Linked DNA regions of Homo sapiens: region 1 is linked to region 2. A link is an interaction called in ENCODE POLR2A ChIA-PET data of the cell type or tissue named here. Cell type or tissue: PC-9. All regions are shown on one strand. Links, peaks and the distances in the headings refer to the core of each region. The heading gives the core; the rest is flanking DNA.

The links. Peaks named below come from ENCODE experiments on the same cell type or tissue, not always from the same donor. Only the 100,000 strongest peaks of a DNase experiment are listed, where the experiment ranks them.
Region 1: POLR2A ChIA-PET joins it to region 2 with 5 read pairs; 4 of 35 experiments call an interaction of 5 or more read pairs at or near these places.

The regions. Positions count from the first base shown.
Region 1 is chr4:40,453,237-40,461,574 of GRCh38, forward strand. The region is part of intron 3 of RBM47 (RNA binding motif protein 47); the gene reads right to left. Among named protein-coding and RNA genes, the nearest start is that of RBM47-AS1, 31 kb to the left of the region's middle. In PC-9, for the core only: no CTCF peak of the experiment used is centred there; DNase peaks (open chromatin) are centred at 4,305, 5,065 and 5,665; H3K27ac peaks cover 5,005 bases.
Region 2 is chr4:40,618,862-40,627,199 of GRCh38, forward strand. The region is part of intron 1 of RBM47 (RNA binding motif protein 47); the gene reads right to left. Among named protein-coding and RNA genes, the nearest start is that of RBM47, 6.8 kb to the right of the region's middle. RefSeq lists an enhancer at 269-796 and silencers at 3,188-3,267, 4,588-4,637. In PC-9, for the core only: no CTCF peak of the experiment used is centred there; DNase peaks (open chromatin) are centred at 2,590, 3,010, 4,370 and 7,490; H3K4me3 peaks cover 1,909 bases; H3K27ac peaks cover 6,667 bases.

The DNA of each region.
Region 1 (8,338 bases), core at 311-8,310, 170 kb before region 2:
AAAAACCATATAAGATTGTTCAGCCCTAGGAGGTCACAAAACTTCCTTCAACAAACATTGATTGAGTGCCAAAATGAAGACAGTGGCTTAGTAAAGTGCACAAGCAAGGATGGACTGTGGGCCAAGACAGACTTCAGGGAATAAGCCAGCTATCACATGTAGCCGAGGATTGAAAATCTGCACATTTCTTGTTTAATTATATTTAGAGACAGATGGAAATTATGCAGCAGTAGAAGTTCTACTTATCCTCTTACACTTAGAACTAATTATGTTATCATATGCCATGTTATTGCCAATGCAATACACAATGATGTTAAATAATTGATTAAGATGATGAAGATGAACTCCATTTTATTGAACATCTTTATGAGTGAGACCTTCTGCTGACTGTCAGCAGTTAGCACCATGAGAGAATTTCAGAGGAGGATACTGTCCCACCCCATGTCTAGTATTTCTGGAGAAGTGGCTGGAGAGTGTATTTCACTTACATGCTAAGAACAGAGCAGCGCTAAAAGAGAATAGCCAGCTTAAATGCAATCCTCCCTACAGGGAAGGAGATGAATTAGAAATAATCTCTCTTGTTCTTTGCTCTCAGAGGTCAAATTTTTTTTTTTAAAAAAAGAAAGAAATAATCTCTCCAAGAGTTTCCTTAATGTATGGTTTTAAAACTCCCAAGTTAATGATAGTTAACTATTTTTTTGAACACGTATGTGTAATTTGATTTCTCATGACATTTCTATGAGTGGAAATTTTAAATGTGGGCTCTAGAGTACGGGGTAGACGCCTGCTGGAGACCTGCACATTTGACTCCCTGGCTGTTTTAATAAAGTTTTGTTGGCACATAATCCACAGCCATTCGTTTACATATAGTCTGTGGCTGCATTTATGGGGACGGTGGCAGAGTTGAGTTAAGTAGCAGCAGAGATGATACGGCCTATGAAATCTAAAGTGTTTACTGTCTGGACCTTTACTGCAAACATTTGCCAACCTCTGCTCTAAAGTCAGATTTCCTGGGTTTGAGCCCTAGCTCTTCAGCTGTGTAGCTGTGTGACACATTGGTAAACTAACTATTTAAAATCCTGATTCCTCATTATCGTCACCTGCAAAATGAGACTAGTAATAATTATCGCTATCTCAAAGCATCACTGTGAGGAATAAATGAGATAGCCAAGGGCTTAGAATGAAGCTAAGTAAGGGTGTGATCAGTGTTAGCTATTAGTGCCCCCTTTTAATTTTTTTATTATTTATTTATTTACTTATTTTTATTCATTTATTTTTTGAGATGGAGTCTCACTCTGTCACCCAGGTTGGAGTGCAGTGGCACCATCTCAGCTCACTGCAATCTCCGCCTCCTGGGTTCAAGCGAATCCTGCCTCAGCCTCTCGAGTAGCTGGGACTATAGACAAGTGCCGCCATGCCCGGGTAATTTTTTTGTATCTTTAGTACAGACAGGGTTTTGCCATGTTGGCCAGGCTGGTCTCGACCTCCTGACCTCAGGTGATCCGCCCACCTCAGCCTCCCAAAGTGCTGAAATTATGTGGTGGCTCACGCCTGGCCATACTGCCCCTTTTTAAAGATCAGGAGATTGAGGGTATCAAATAACTTGACCCAACTTACAGAATTGAAATGTAGGTCAATCTGATGACAAAGCCAAAGCTCTTTCTACCATGATACTCATTCTTTGCTACTTACTTACTTACAGCAGGTTTAGCAATAGCCAGTGTTAACAGGATAAGACCACGATTGGTGAGAAATGGACATTGGCTGATAGAGTGGAAGGAATTTCCAGTACAGACACATGGTAAAGTTGTTGGGAAATCATTACTTTCTACCATCCCCATCGCTTCCCCTCTGCACTCTCCCCACCACTCTTCTAAGCTTTCAAAGAGTTCTGCAAACTGTCCCATAGCCTATTTCTGGCTCTTTGTAAAGGAGTTAACATATTCAAACTATGTTTTTAGACTTAAAAACCTATGGAATTAAATTCTTAAATGGAAATGTTGAAGGACTAGAATTCACGTAATCGCAATGTTCAAGTGAGAACATGGGACTGTGATGAGGCAGTGATTCCACGCCCAGGCTCTGGAGCCAGACTGCCTCGCTTCCTATCTCTTGACTGTACTACTTGAAAAACAAATGCCATCACACAAGTCACTTTCTCTCCTTGAGCCTCAGCTTCACCATCTATAAAATGGTGATAATATTATCATTAACATTGTTGGGAGGATTAAAAAGTACCTGGCTGGTTGGGCGTGGTGGCTGAAGCCTATAATCCCAGCACTTTGGGAGGCTGAGGTGAGAAGCTTGCTTGAGCTCAGGAGTTCCAGACCAGTCTGGGCAACATAGTGAGACCCTGTCTCTACAAAAAATACAAAAATTAGCCAGGTGTGGTGGCTCCAGCTACTCAGGAGGCGGAGGTGGGAGGATTGCTTCAGCCTAGGAGGTTAAGGCTGCAATGAGCCGTGATTGCATCACTGCACTCCGGTCTGAGCAACAGAGGGTAACCCTGCCTCATAGCAAACAAACAAAAAGAAACAAAAAAGAAAAAAGTACCTGGCTACAGTAAATGCTCAAGGCCCTTTGTTATTATTTCAGATGGTCAAGAATAAATGTTTTTCAAGGATCTTCTTTTTGTAGACAACTGTGTAGTCACAGTTTAGAGTCGTTAATTATCTGCCTGGCAAGATACTTTTTAAAATTAAAATGTAAAGAACCTGAGGGGATTCACTCCCAAATGTTTATGGACAAACTGAAAGGGCATTTACACAGATATTACCTTCTACATTTATGTGAGAAAGTGCTTTAAGACACTGTACATGTGAAATGTGTAGTTATAATGGCTACTACTATGTTCTCTTTTATATTTTCTAATTATGTAAGTATTATGTTCTTTTTATCACTACTTTGTATTCCTGCACGGGAGCTTTGTGCCTACCCATTGAATGTAGTAGGCCCTAAATATTGCCTGTTAACTAATTATGGTGTCATATACCATGTTAAAATTAAAATATTACAATTACTGAAGCAGGTTTAAGAGAGAAACCCGGGCATAATATTCTTAGAAAAACTTTATGTGCCAGAAGTTGAATATATGAACTGGTAGTTTGATGCATGATTACTTTTTAATTATAAAAGTCATCTTTAATTGCAAAAAATTCATAATAGTGTTCTTTTAGATAGGAAATTTCCTGTGTTGTTAAGAATATGATTCAAGTTACTGAGAATTTATAGATATATATTTCCTGTACATACTATTCCTATATATCTATATATACCAACAATACTATACAAAAGTATTAGTCCCATTTTCTTTTTTTTTTTTCTTTTCTTTTTTCTTTTTTTTTTTTTTTTGAGACAAGGGCTCTGTCACCCAGGCTGGGGTGCAGTGGCATGATCACGGCTCACTGCAGCCTCAACTTCTCAGGCTCAAGCAATCCTCCTACCTCGACCTCTCAGGCTCAAGGGATCCTCTCACCTCAGCCTCTCAAGTTGCTGGGACTACAGGTCCTCACCACCACGCCTGGCTAATTTTTTATTTTTTTGTAGAGATGAGGTCTCACCACGTTGCCTAAAGTTGTTCTCAAACTCCTGGGCTCAAGCAATCCTCCTGCCTCGGCCTCCCAAAGTGCTGGGATTAAAGGCGTGAGCCAACACGCCCGGCCAGCCTCATTTTCTTGATGGAGAAACTGAGAAGGAGGGCGATCATGTGCTTACTTCAAAATCACAATTAGATAATGGCAAATTTGTGATTGTAATTTTATAAAGATGCCTTATCTTTGGGGTGATACTTTATAATTTAACTTCTTTTTGGCAGTAGAGTTGTTTTATATCCAAAACCAAACCAAACCCAGAGAGTCCAAATATAAAAGATAGAATTTTAAAAAATTTTAAAATTTGTGGGGGTCGGGCGTGGTGGCTCACGCCTGTAATCCCAGCACTTTTGGAGGCCAAGTGGAGCGGATCACCTGAGATCAGGAGTTCAAGACCAGCCTGGCCAACATGGTGAAATCCCATCTCTACTAAAAAATACAAAAATTAGCCGGGCGTGGTGGCCTGGTGCCTGTAATCCCAACTACTTGGGAGGCTGAGACAGGGAGAATCACTTGAACCCAGGAGGCAGAGATTGCAGTGAGCCAAGATAGTGCCACTGCACTCCAGCCTGGGTGACAGAGTGAGACTCCATCTCAAAAAAAAAAAAAAAACAAAAAAAAGGCATTTTAAAATTTGTGTGTAAAAGGCTGTTTACTCAGGGTGGAATGTAGTGACACGATCTCAGCTCACTGCAACCTCCACCTCCCAGGTTCAAGTGATTTTCGTGCCTCAGCCTGGGATTACAGGTGCATACCACCACGCCCAGCTAATTTTTTTTTGTATTTTTAGTACAGACAGGGTTTCACCATGCTGGCCAGGCTGGTCTTGAACTCCTAACGTCAAGTGATCCACTGGCCTTAGCCTCCCAAAGTGCTGGGATTAGAGGCATGAGTCACTGTGCCCAGCCAAGGGTATTTTTCATTCGTTAAACTTCTTAAATTTTACTATCACATTGGGGATTAAGTTTAAAAAAATTTTCTTAAATTTATGCTCAAACAGATTTAGAAAGTGAACTTTTTGCTGGGTGTGCTGTCCTAGCACTTTGGGAAGCTGAGGTAGGTGGATCACCTGAGCCTTGGAGTTTGAGACCAACCTGGGCAACATAATGAGACCCCACCTCTAATAAAGTCAAATAAAATTAAATAAAACAAAATAAAACAAAATGAAAGTGAACGTTCCCAAACATAAACTTACAGTCATTATAATGGTGTGTGAATGCTAGTCTTCTCCTCCTAATTTGAAACTATATTAGTAGTTTGCAAGTAGTAGTTATATAGTAACAGTATGGTCTATTATTACTGTGTTATATTACACATGAATACATGTACAATATGCACCTTCTGGTGGTATGTCAAATAGTAGTATACAAAAATAACATAGGTCTTTTTGTAAAACAAATGACAAATTGCCTGTCCTGAAACAAAGGCTCTGAAACAGACTGACATAGTCAAACATTAGCTTCAGTTTTAGGTGTGACCTTCTGCTTTTATTTGGTGAACATTAGTCATTTCAGTTGCAACTAGGAAACAATATCTGCTACTATAGAAAAAAACAGATCCTGATTATGTTGATGTCATGTTCATTGACCAGTTATCTCAAGGCAATAATTATAGTAGAATAGCATTCGCCCAGGAATACTCTCAACATTGAAAAAGTCATGAGTTAAAATACTTTCTTCTATAAATGTTTAAGTTTAATGTGGGGTATTTTGGAAGCTAAAAATATTTTCAAAATCAACTATATTTATGACAATATGACCATAGTAGGCTGTTTATGAGAAAATATAAAAAAGGAAGTGAACTTTCTGGTGGGGGATCACTTAAAGACAAAATGCATTAAATACAACTTTAATCCAGAAAATATGTGTTCTTTTTATTCATTGCATTGTTTCAATGTTGTTCCACCTTTCCAGCTCTGGTGATAATTGTTTTTTTTTCCCCCTTTTCTTTTCTTCCTTTTTTGGGTACACAGTGAAAAACAAAAAAAGATAGCTTAAAAAACAGGTCCTTCTGCAAACATACGGCGAAGGTTAAACTCTAATACCCCATGGCTTGTTTACTTTAAAAATTTGGAAAAGTAAGCACCATGAGTTCATTGATATGAGTAGGAACCTGCGTCATCCTGTGGTATTTGTGAATATTGTGGGCTCTTTTATCAATTTCATTTGTTTCTAAGTCTTTCCAAAGAACTCTATTAGAAATGAGACCATCTGAGACAGGTCCTTTAACACAGAAAAAGTAAAATTCGCCTTCTATTATGAAGTGATTTTAGATATTAAAGGCTCTTTCCACTTCTTTATGCATTGTTTGAAATGTCTTAGAAAAGTTAAAACAATAGTGTTTATAGTTTATTTTATTAGCTACACTTGAAGCATCTCAAAGGCAGTGATGCTTATTTTATCCCCAGTGCCTGGCACTGAATGAATGTTTGAATAAAAGAATGAATGGATAGAAGAATGAATGAATGTGCACTGTCTTTTGCAAGAAACATGGTAGGACAAAGCTACAAAAAGAGTTTCCTTTTATAACTAACATCCACCAAATTGCTTTGGACATTTTTTTCACGTATCTATTTACTAAGTTTTGTGGGAGAGCCGTGCATGGGGGTGCATGCCTGAAATCCCAGCTACTGGGGAGGGTGAGGTGGGAGGATTGCTTGAGCCTAGGAGTTCAAGGCTGCATTGAGCTATGATTGTGCCACTGCACTCCAGCCTGGGCAACAGAGCAAGACCCTATCTCTAAAAAAAATTAATAATAAAAATAATTTAAAAAAACTTTTGTGGTTTACCTGCATATAGAACTGGGTACAAATAGTCATACCCAGGTACTATCTGGTGGTATTTCTGCATGGCCGAAAGGAGCCCATCAGAGAATGAATAGGCCAGCTTTGGTACAGGAGTTGGCATTTCTTTCTTTCTTCTTTCTTTTTTTGAGACAGAGTTTCATTCTTGTTGCTAAGGCTGGTGTGCAATAGTGTAATGGCGCTATCTTGGCTCACCACAGCCTCTGCCTCCGCCTCCCAGGTTCAAGCAATTCTCCTGCCTCAGCCTCCCGGGTAGCTGGGATTATAGGCATGTGCCACCATGCCTATAGCTAATTTTGTATTTTTAGTAGAGACGGGGTTTCACCACGTTGGTCAGGCTGGTCTCAAATTCCCAACCTCAGGTGATCCACCCGCCTCGGCCTCTCAAAGTGCTGGGATTACAGGCCTGAGCCACCACGCCTGGCCAGGAGCTGGCATTTCTAACACATGCCCAGGCATCAGGAATGTCACATGGAAAAGCCACACCAACCCCTAATGGATTATATTGAATGCCAATGTTAATATCCCTTGAGCCGTCTTGGTAAAGTAGGTACTGGCCAGGGAGCTATAAAATTTCCATCACTGTTTTTTTTTTTTTTCTTTTTTCTTTTGGCCTTAACTGATATGCTTAGCTTCTGCTATACTGTCTCAGGAATTCGGTAGAGATTTTATGCCACAAGGAAATAGGCACATAAATGAGGCCTGCCCATGAAGGCAGTTTTTAATCACTCTTTTATCTGAAGGTATTTTGAGAGGCTGCTTATTACAGTGCTTGAGCTCGAGCTCCTGCATGCCAGAGCTCAACCGCTTGAGTTCAATACCATTTATTAACTGTGTGACTTCAGGTGAGTGACTTACTCTCCCAAGCTTCAGTTCACTCAACTGGAAAATGGGAATAGACCGGGTGTGGTGGCTCACGCCTGTAATCCCAGCTACTTGGGAGGCTGAGGCAGGACAATTGCTTGAACCAGGAAGGTGAAGGTTGCAGTGAGGTGAGATTGTGCCACTGCACTCCAGAGAGGCTGAGGCAGGTGGATCACCTGAGGTCAGGAGTCCAGGACCAGCCTGGCCCACATAGCAAAACCCCATCTCTACTAAAAATACAAAAGTTAGTCAGGCATGGTGGCAGGCGCCTGTAGTCCCAGCTACTCGGGACGCTGAGGCAGGACAATCTCTTGAACCCCAGAGGCAGGTGTTGCAGTGAGCCAAGATCGCACCACTGCACTCCAGCCTGGGTGACAGAGTTAAGACTCTGTCTCAAAAAAAAAAAAAAAAAAAAAGATACTTATTAAAAGAAGAAGGAAGAGAAGGAAAATCAGTTTTCCCAGTCTCTATAATTAAACTAGGCAGTTAGAGACAATTGGAAATTCTTACAAATTTAAATAAAAAGCACAACTACATTAATTAAAGAAACTCAAGAAATATGCACTTAAATTAAGAATGGAAATGAACAGAAAATACATATCTAGAGTTTCACTGAACCTAGAGTATTTAAAATGAAAAATTCAGGTGTCAGGAAATTTATGATTTCCCAGGTCTACTAAACTCCTGGAACAATTGTTGGCATTTAATTGCTATTCATGTCTCGCGTACTCTGTACTTTCACTGAGTGCACTTGGAGTTAATATTTCAATTAAAAAACTAATACATCAGTAAAAACGCCCAGATTTGAGCTAATCATTTATTCTCAGGCTCACAGGGAAATACTGGATATTCTTCGAGTTAATAAAGTGTGAAATGATTTTAATTATTCAAGGGAAATATAGTATACCAGTCTTGCAAATGGTTTTTTTAGACAGCATGGTCTGTCTTATCCCATCCTACATCAGAAAATTTAATTGGCTTAGTTATTTCCTCTTTCCCAAATCCCTTTTTATGGCAAAGAGAAAATGAGGACCTACAGCAGCCCACGTTGCTGAGGACCTAAACCAGTCCCTGTGAAAAC
Region 2 (8,338 bases), core at 60-8,059:
GTTTGAACAGGAATCTCAGTAAACACACCCAAAATTGAACTCCTGATCTCCTCTACCTGCCTCAAACTTGTTTTCCCCCAGTCTCTGCCATCACAGCCAGCAACACAGATCAGAACCCCCCATCCTCAGTCCTTCCTCCAGGCCATCACCACATCTTGCTATTTCTGCTGGCCACTGCCGGCCTCAGACTCAGACCATAACAGAGGCAGGTAGATACACAGAAGACATCCCATGCAGGCCACTGGCTCTCTCCACCAACACCAACACCCCCAAAAATCAACCCCTGGACAGGCGCAGTGGCTCACACCTGTAATGTCAACATTTTGGGAGGCCAAGATGGATGGATTATTTGAGCCCAGAAATTCAAGACCGGCCTGGGCAAAAGAGTGAGACCCTGTCTCTACAAAAAAATCAAAGAATTAGCTGAGTATGATTGTGTGCCTGTAGTCCCAGCTTCTTGGGAGGCTGAGGCAGGAGGATCACTTGAGCCCAAGACTTTAAGACTGCAGTGAGCCATGATTGCACCACTGCACTCCAGCCTGGGTCAGGGTTGTCTTTTAAGAAGTCGTCTTTAATGGCTTTCTCTTAGGCCTGGAGTAACAAAATGCAAACTCTTTTCCATGGTCTTTAGTGACCCACATGCTCTGAGTCTCAGTAATCCCCATAACCCTACCTTGTGCCCATCTCCTCCTTGCTGGGCACTTTGCACTGTTGCAAGGTCGGCCTTCTTTAAGTCCCTCAACATGCCAAGCGTTCCCAGCCTTAGGACCTTCATGAACGCTACTCCATCTAGCGAAGATGGACATCTCCCTGCCCATCAAACACCTTCAGCCCCACCTCCCTGGAGGAGCCTTCTCTGATGACCTCACCTATGGGATTCCCACCTACTATTGTGTAGTACCTGTGGGTTCCTGGTTCCTTCAGAACACTAAATCTCATCTCCACCCAACAAAGAAAGTCCCAGAGGGCGGAGAATCTTTATTCACCACTGGGTACTTCGTATCCAGTGTCCAGCACACAGTAGCTGCTCAAACAGCAGTTAAGTCTGTATCTAGGCCAAACACGGTGTCTCACGCCTGTAATCCCAACACTTCGGGAGGCCGAGGCCGCGGATCACTTGAGATCAGGAGTTTGAGTCCAGCCTGGCCAACACGGTGAAACCCTGTCTCTACCAAAAATACAAAAATTTGCCAGGCCTCATAGCTCATGCCTGTAATCCAGCTACTCGGGAGGCTGAGGCAGGAGAATCGCTTAAACCAGGGAGGCGGAGTTTGCAGTGAGCCAAGATCACACCATTGCACTCCAGCCTGGGCGATAGAGTGAGACTCAGTATGAAAAAAAAAAAAAAAAAAAAAAAAACTCTGGGCCGGGCACAGTGGCTCACACCTGTAATCCCAGCACTTTGGGAGGTCAAGGCGGGCGGATCACGAGGTCAGGAGTTCGAGACCAGCCTGGCCAACATGGTGAAACCCGTTTCTACTAAAAATACAAAAATTAGCCAGGCATGGTGGCAGGCGCCTGTAATCCCAGCTAGCCAGGAGGCTGAGGCAGGAGAATGGCTTGAGCCTGGGAGGTGGAGGTTGCAGTGAGCCGAGATCATGCCATGGCACTCCAGCCTGGGCGATAACAGCAAGACTCCATCTCAAAAAAAAACAAAAAGTCTGTATCTGGGCAAGAAAAATAAGTCCTTTCAATGTGTCTAGTTTATAAACCCATTTAATTCATATTTACTGGTTCTATATTTTAGTAAATAATTACCACCAGCTCCCTCTATATAGTATATTACCAAAGACAAGTCTAATTTAACATTTATATGCTATTCATTTTTTCTTTTCTTTAAAAAATTTTTTTTAATAGAGAAGGGTTTTCGCCATGTTGCCCAGGCTGCTTTTTAACTCCTGGGCTCAAGCAATCCACCCACCTCAGTCTCCCAAAGTGCTGGGATTACAGGCGTGAGCCACTGCACCCGGCCCCCCTATTCATTTCTAATGTCCCATTCAGTGCATATGATAAGAAATAAGATGATTTGCAGAAAGAACTATGAACATTAGCTCTTTGTTTATTAGGCATAATTTGTCTGTGTATTTTTTGAACTCCTCAACAAATTGTGATGATGTCTTCCAAATCAATTTAGAAGGAAACAAACAAAAAAAAAAAACCCAAAATCCAAATAATTCTAAATCAGCCACAAACCATGACTGACAATAGTCAGAAATAACTAAATCCAGGCTCTTCATCTACCCTCAGCAGACTTTATGTACTATTGCCTTTTTTTTACTGCAAAGAACCTTCCTGGAGTCTGTACTACCTTCAAGATGGTTTTAGGGTCCCCAAGCCTAGTAGCCACAGGATTCTAACAGCAACTGAGGAAGCCTTTTTCAGTGAATTATGGATCTAAACAAGGCAAATGAACGCAGAGAGGGAACTGTGCCTCCAAAGGCCACGAAAAGCAATTTTGCCAAACCTAGGTAATTGTCCAAAGGAGAGAACGAAGCCAGGGCTAGCAAACAAACATGACAGATCAGAGAATTGTTTTGCCACTTTGTAAAGGCAAGATCAAGTATTTGTACAAAGGTTCTGGGGAAAAATTAAAGACTCAAACAATGACTCTAGCACTTCCGTTTCATGCCAGGTCAAGACAAAAATACCTAATTGAGCTCTGCAGCTGAGAACAATCTAAATGGAATCCTGTAGCAGCAATTGGCACTTGTGGAAACCTCAAAGGTGAAAAGAGATAGTTAAGAAAATTTGTCTTGACAGTTACTTTCAGAAAATCATTAATTATAATTAAATGACAGTAGAAAAGGTGATAAACAATATAGTAACATAAGTCAGTCAAGTGTAATTATCTGTAGGGCATGCGATTCACAAAATGGTTCAAACAGAGGGCTACACATTTAGATGTAAATCACAAAAAGATTGCCAAAGAGGAGGCTTTGATTTGGAAACAGGGAAGCTCTGAAATGGGGAAGTGCTGAAACGATTGCGACATCCCCACATTTGGCCCTGCCTTGCACGTTACTTAGTCATCAGCCTCCATCAAGGACTTGTGGTGGCAGAGAAAATAAACCACAGAAAACATGGCAGCCTCCTGGGAGAGGTCTGGGAGAAAACCCATGCTCATTCAGAAAGGTATGTTCGTGGTTGTATTTCGAGTAAAACGCATTCAGTCACGCTTGAAATGTGTAAAAGCCTGTGTGTCTTATTCATTTATTCAACAAGTATTTATGGAGCACCTACTCTGTGGCAGACGCTCCTCTAATGTGCTTGGGATACACCAATGAATGAAGTAGACATTCTAGTCAGGGAGAGACAGATAATAGGTCACACAATTACATAGTATGCTACAAAGCGATAAATACCAGAGAGAAAGCAGGGTAGTGAGACAGAGGATGCGGGCAGGAAGGAGGAATTGCTGTTTTAACCTGGAGGAGGCAGAGCAAAGACTTGAAGGAGGTGAAGGAGTGAAGCATGGAGATGTCTGGGGATGATGGTTCAGGCATCGGGGCAGCCAGTGCAAAGGCCCTGTGGTATGAATGTGCTGGGCACACCCCATCAAGAAAAGGAGTGTGGTTAAAGCAGAGGAAGTAAGGATGTGTGTGGTAGCAGGCGAGGTTAAAGAGGTGATGGGACTAGAAATAAAGTCATTCACTGGCTTTTGAGTGAGATAGAGAAGCTCTAGAAAGTTTTCGGCAGGGGACTGACACGAGCTGACTTCTGTTTTAAAAAAGTCACTCTGGCCAGGTGAGGTAGCTCACACCTGCAATCCCAGCACTTTAGGAGGCCAAGGTAGGCAGCTCGCTTGAGGCCAGGAGTTCGAGACCAGCCTGGCCAACATGGTGAAACTCCATCTCTACTAAAAACACAAAAATTAGCCAGGCATGGTGGTGCATGTCTGTAATCCTAGCTACTCAGGAGGCTGAGGCAGGAGAATCACTGGAGCCTGGAAGGCAGAGGTTGCAGTGAGCTGAGATCGTGCCACTGCACTCCAGCCTGGGTGACAGAGTGAGACTCCATCTCAAAAAATAAAAGAGTCACTCTGGATACTGGGTTAAGAAAGGAGTGTGCGGGGAGAGCGGTGAGGACAAAGGTGGAAGCAGGGGAGCAGATAAGCAGATTCTGCAGACGTATCCACCCTTCCGTGACTAGCTCTAGCCAATGGAGAAAGGGCAAGACCTTTCATACATGACCAGGGTGTATGAGAACATGGGTGTTACCATTTAATTTCAGGGTCTGTGTGCCTCCTGCAGTTCCCACCGGAGAAGTGACTCCTAGGTTTCAGGCTGGGCTTGTCCGTATCATATGAGCTGGCAGTTTCTGTTTACTCATTGGCAAACTGACATATACCTTGAGGTAGATGCTGGAGCCCACAATGTGGAGCAAAAAGCAAAGGAGGTCCCTGGGCCAAACTACTGTTTGCACCAAATGGGAAGGGCTAACTTGTTATTGGATTTCTCTTTGCTCTGCAAATAGGATTTCACTAGAGGCAATTCTTCTAATACTTCTTCAGCCACCTGTCCTTCCTCATCTCTTTTCTTAGTAACTAAGAGTACACTGTCAGCCCACCAGAAAAGCCACACTGCTGTGATTCATTGATATTCACCTGATACTGCCCTTTCACTCTTGGATTTCTTGGTTGACCCTCCGTATTTTTTAGAGGTGAGATCTCACTATGTTACCCAGGCTGGAGTGCAGTGGCTAGTCACAGGCGCAATCATAACGTACTAAAGCCTTGAGCGCCTGTCATCCAGCGACGCTCCTGCCTCAGCCTCCCAAGTAGCTGGGACCACAGGCATGAACCACCACGCTCAGCTCTTCACTCTCCCTAATTTTGAGAAAACATACTTTTTTCCTTCTAGTAATGACCTAATAAGTTTTTTCTAATTACGAAAAAATGCACTTTTTTCCTCCTCATCATTGCTTATTGGCAACTCTCAGCCTTTTAAAGGATATTAAATAGCAGACAAAGAGGTATAAACTTGTTTGTTTGTTTGTTTGTTTGTTTGTTTTTTAGATGGAGTCTTGCCCTGTCAAGGCTGGAGTGCAGTGACGCAATCTCGGCTCACTGCTACCTCCGCCTCCCGATCTCAAGGGATCCTCCCACCTCAGCCTCCCTGGTAGCTGGGATTACAGGCGTGTACCACCACGCCTGGCTAATTTTTGTATTTTTTGTAGAGATGGGGTTTTGCCATGTTGCCTAGATTGTTCTCAAACTCCTGGGCTCAAGTGATCTGCATGCCTTGGTCTCCAAAAGTGCTGGGATTACGGTGTGAGTGACCAAGCCTGGCCCAGATTAATTTATTTAATCCTTATAATAACCCTGTGAGGTAGGCATTTTACAGTTGGGGAAACTGAGTCACAGAGTTTTCTTTTTTAGTTAGCCTGCCTAAAGTCACATGTAAGTGGCAGAACTAAGATTGGAACCAAGGCAGCCCATGCTCCTAGCCACTCTGCTATGGAGTGTGAATTTAGTATGAATAGCCATCCTTTCCCTAAAATCTGCATCTTTACTCTAGATAAACCCCTTTTTTTCTCACCACATGACCAAACGTTGCTGATTACCCTGATAACAAACTAGCCCACAGTGCTGAGCTCTCCTCCATGCCAGCATGCTGCAGCCTTTTATAATCTAACTAAATTCTAAGGTAAAGCCATAACCACCTCATTCTTCCCTGGACATGTCTAAAATAGTAAGATCATCCTCATGGAGAAATAGATCATAGGTATTAACTGGTAGTACATAAAACAAAAACAACAAAAACATTAGGCCATTGCATTTTCTGTTAATAAGAAGTTGCAGTGCCCCATTAAATTTTCTGTGTCACCAAAGCCTCCCAGTTGTAGTTACACAAAGGCAACTTTGTCTTGAGAAGGCTACTGGGAAGATGGGCCTAATCTTGGCAAGGGCTTGGTGTACCAAGAACCATGTTATTATTTTTTAATCAAATGACAACACACAAAAAGAAATATTATTTAAGCCATCTTTTCTTTTCTTTTTCTTTTTTTTTTTTTTTTTTTTTGTTGTTGTTGCCCAGGCTGGAGTGCAGTGGCGCGATCAGCTCACTGCAACCTCTGCCTCCTGGGTTCAAGCGATTCTCCTGCCTCAGCCTCCCGAGTAGCTGGGACTACAGGCACCCGCCACTATGCCTGGCTAATTTTTGTACTTTTAGTAGAGACAGGGTTTCACCCTATTGGCCAGGCTGATCTCGAACTCCTGACCTTGTGATCTACCCGCCTTGGCCTCCCAAAGTGCTGGGATTACAGACATGAGCCACCGTGCCCAGCCTAAGCCATCTTTTTAAAAGTCACAGTGCTATTATCATCACCAACTTGGAACCCTCGTTTTTGAAACACAAATGGTTTACCTGAGCTTACAAGGCTCAAATACACATTTTCAGAATAGGAATTAAATTGATCTAAGAGAAACAACACCTGAAAAAACCCTGTCCATTTTGTACTTCTGTACTTTTTGTTTTTCTTGGGGCACGTGAAATGCTTTACAAACATGATTGAGCCAGGTCTCAGTGCTCTGAAAGGTAGATACTTTTTATTATAATATTAATATGCTGACATTTCCTTGGTCAGGTACAGGCGTCCTGTTCCTGTTTCAGCTGCACAATGCCCTGCATTCATTGTACACTCACCCACTGCCCATTGGTACATATACTTAACTCTTGCTCACCCACATGTGGATTATCCATAGCGTCTGGGAACGGGTTGTCTTCCACCCCAGCTGGTGGATACTCAGGGAATATGAGCAAAACTGACAATTCATTGAAGCAAGGCACAATCAGGAGGCTCATTCAGCGTACACCCACCAGGAACCCACTGTGGTCTTCGTGCAGGGCCACCATGTTCATGAGAACCACAAATATATAGCATCCCCAAAGACAAATATCGTGATTTGGGGAGACTGGATGTTGTTTTCTTGATTAATGTGGCTGAGTGTAATCTATAAATAAAGCATACATTTTGCAGAACCAGAAATCTCCTGAGACCAAAAGATTGATATTTTCCTAAAACACAAAGGGTTTTCAGGGTTACACTAGCACTCTGTCTTCTCCCGATGTCATCTCCCTGAAATGGCCTTCAGAAAAGCAGAGATTGTGCTTTTGATTTCTAAAATGACTCCACTCTAAAAGCTTTGATAGGGTGCACCAAAAGAGCTACTATAGTCACAATCACTTTTACGTGATCAGCTTATTTATGTATTTTACTTTACAAACACATAAACCATATGCATCTAGACACACCCACAAATCGTTGTTTACATAAACTAAGTTCCTATGATGACAAAAATGGAAGATTCATAACAACCAAAAAAGATGCTCCTGTTAAATATGCAAGTTACATAAACTGAGCTGTAATTGTTTTGTTTTGTTTTTTCAGGTGTACTTAAACCACACAGAAAGTAGAGGAAAGGCAGACAGTGGGAGTATGGTTGAAGGGTTTGTGCCTTTTGTAATCAGTTTACTTTTGGTTTTACCAAGAGATGATATCTTGAATTCATTCAAACTAGTGTCTATTGCAGTACACTAGGAACATTTGAATTACAAAAGGAGAGGAGGAGCCTCCACTTCCCACAGTTGCTAGTTTACCTGCAATCCTTTGAGGGCAGTGGTAATCTCCATGTGAGCTTTCTGGTAAATTCCACACTAGGACCACATTCAGAACTTACCTGTTTCTTGGCCGTTTATTCCTCTAGACACTCTCTCCCTTTCTACTTTCGCTGGAAAATGAAAGTTTTCCTCCCCCACACCTTTTTCAGAGCAAAAGATACGAGAACCTTAAAAGCAGGTGGTCATTGACTTCAAGGGGACGAGATCGCCCTCCCCACTGCCTCTCCCCATACAGACGCTCACAGAATAGACGGGGAAGCAACTATGAGAGAAACAGAAGCAATCAGAACTCCAGCTCAGACGACCTCAGGAGTTTTACCAACAGGATGATTCAGGACCACACACAAAAAATGGCAGGGTGCCATTTCCCCCGAATCTCTCCCGCATAAGATGGAAACAACAACTTGAGGTGGCAACTGAGCAATTAGTTACTGATCATTTCTATGACAATTCTCTGAAGGCTCCAAAGGCCTCCTATCTTGAAACCCAGGTCATCTCTGCATTGCTATTATTGAAAATCTTTATCCAGTTGCTCTTTGAAGCCACTACTTGGAGCAGTAATGTTGGGACCAACACACACCTTTTATGATATTAAACCAGAAAATCAGCATCATCATTAAGACACAGAGACTGTTCCCAAGAGGGAAAGAAAATATATCTCCTAATCAGGCCAGTAGCTGAAACACTGCAATATAACCTGTAGCTTGGAATCACGGTGA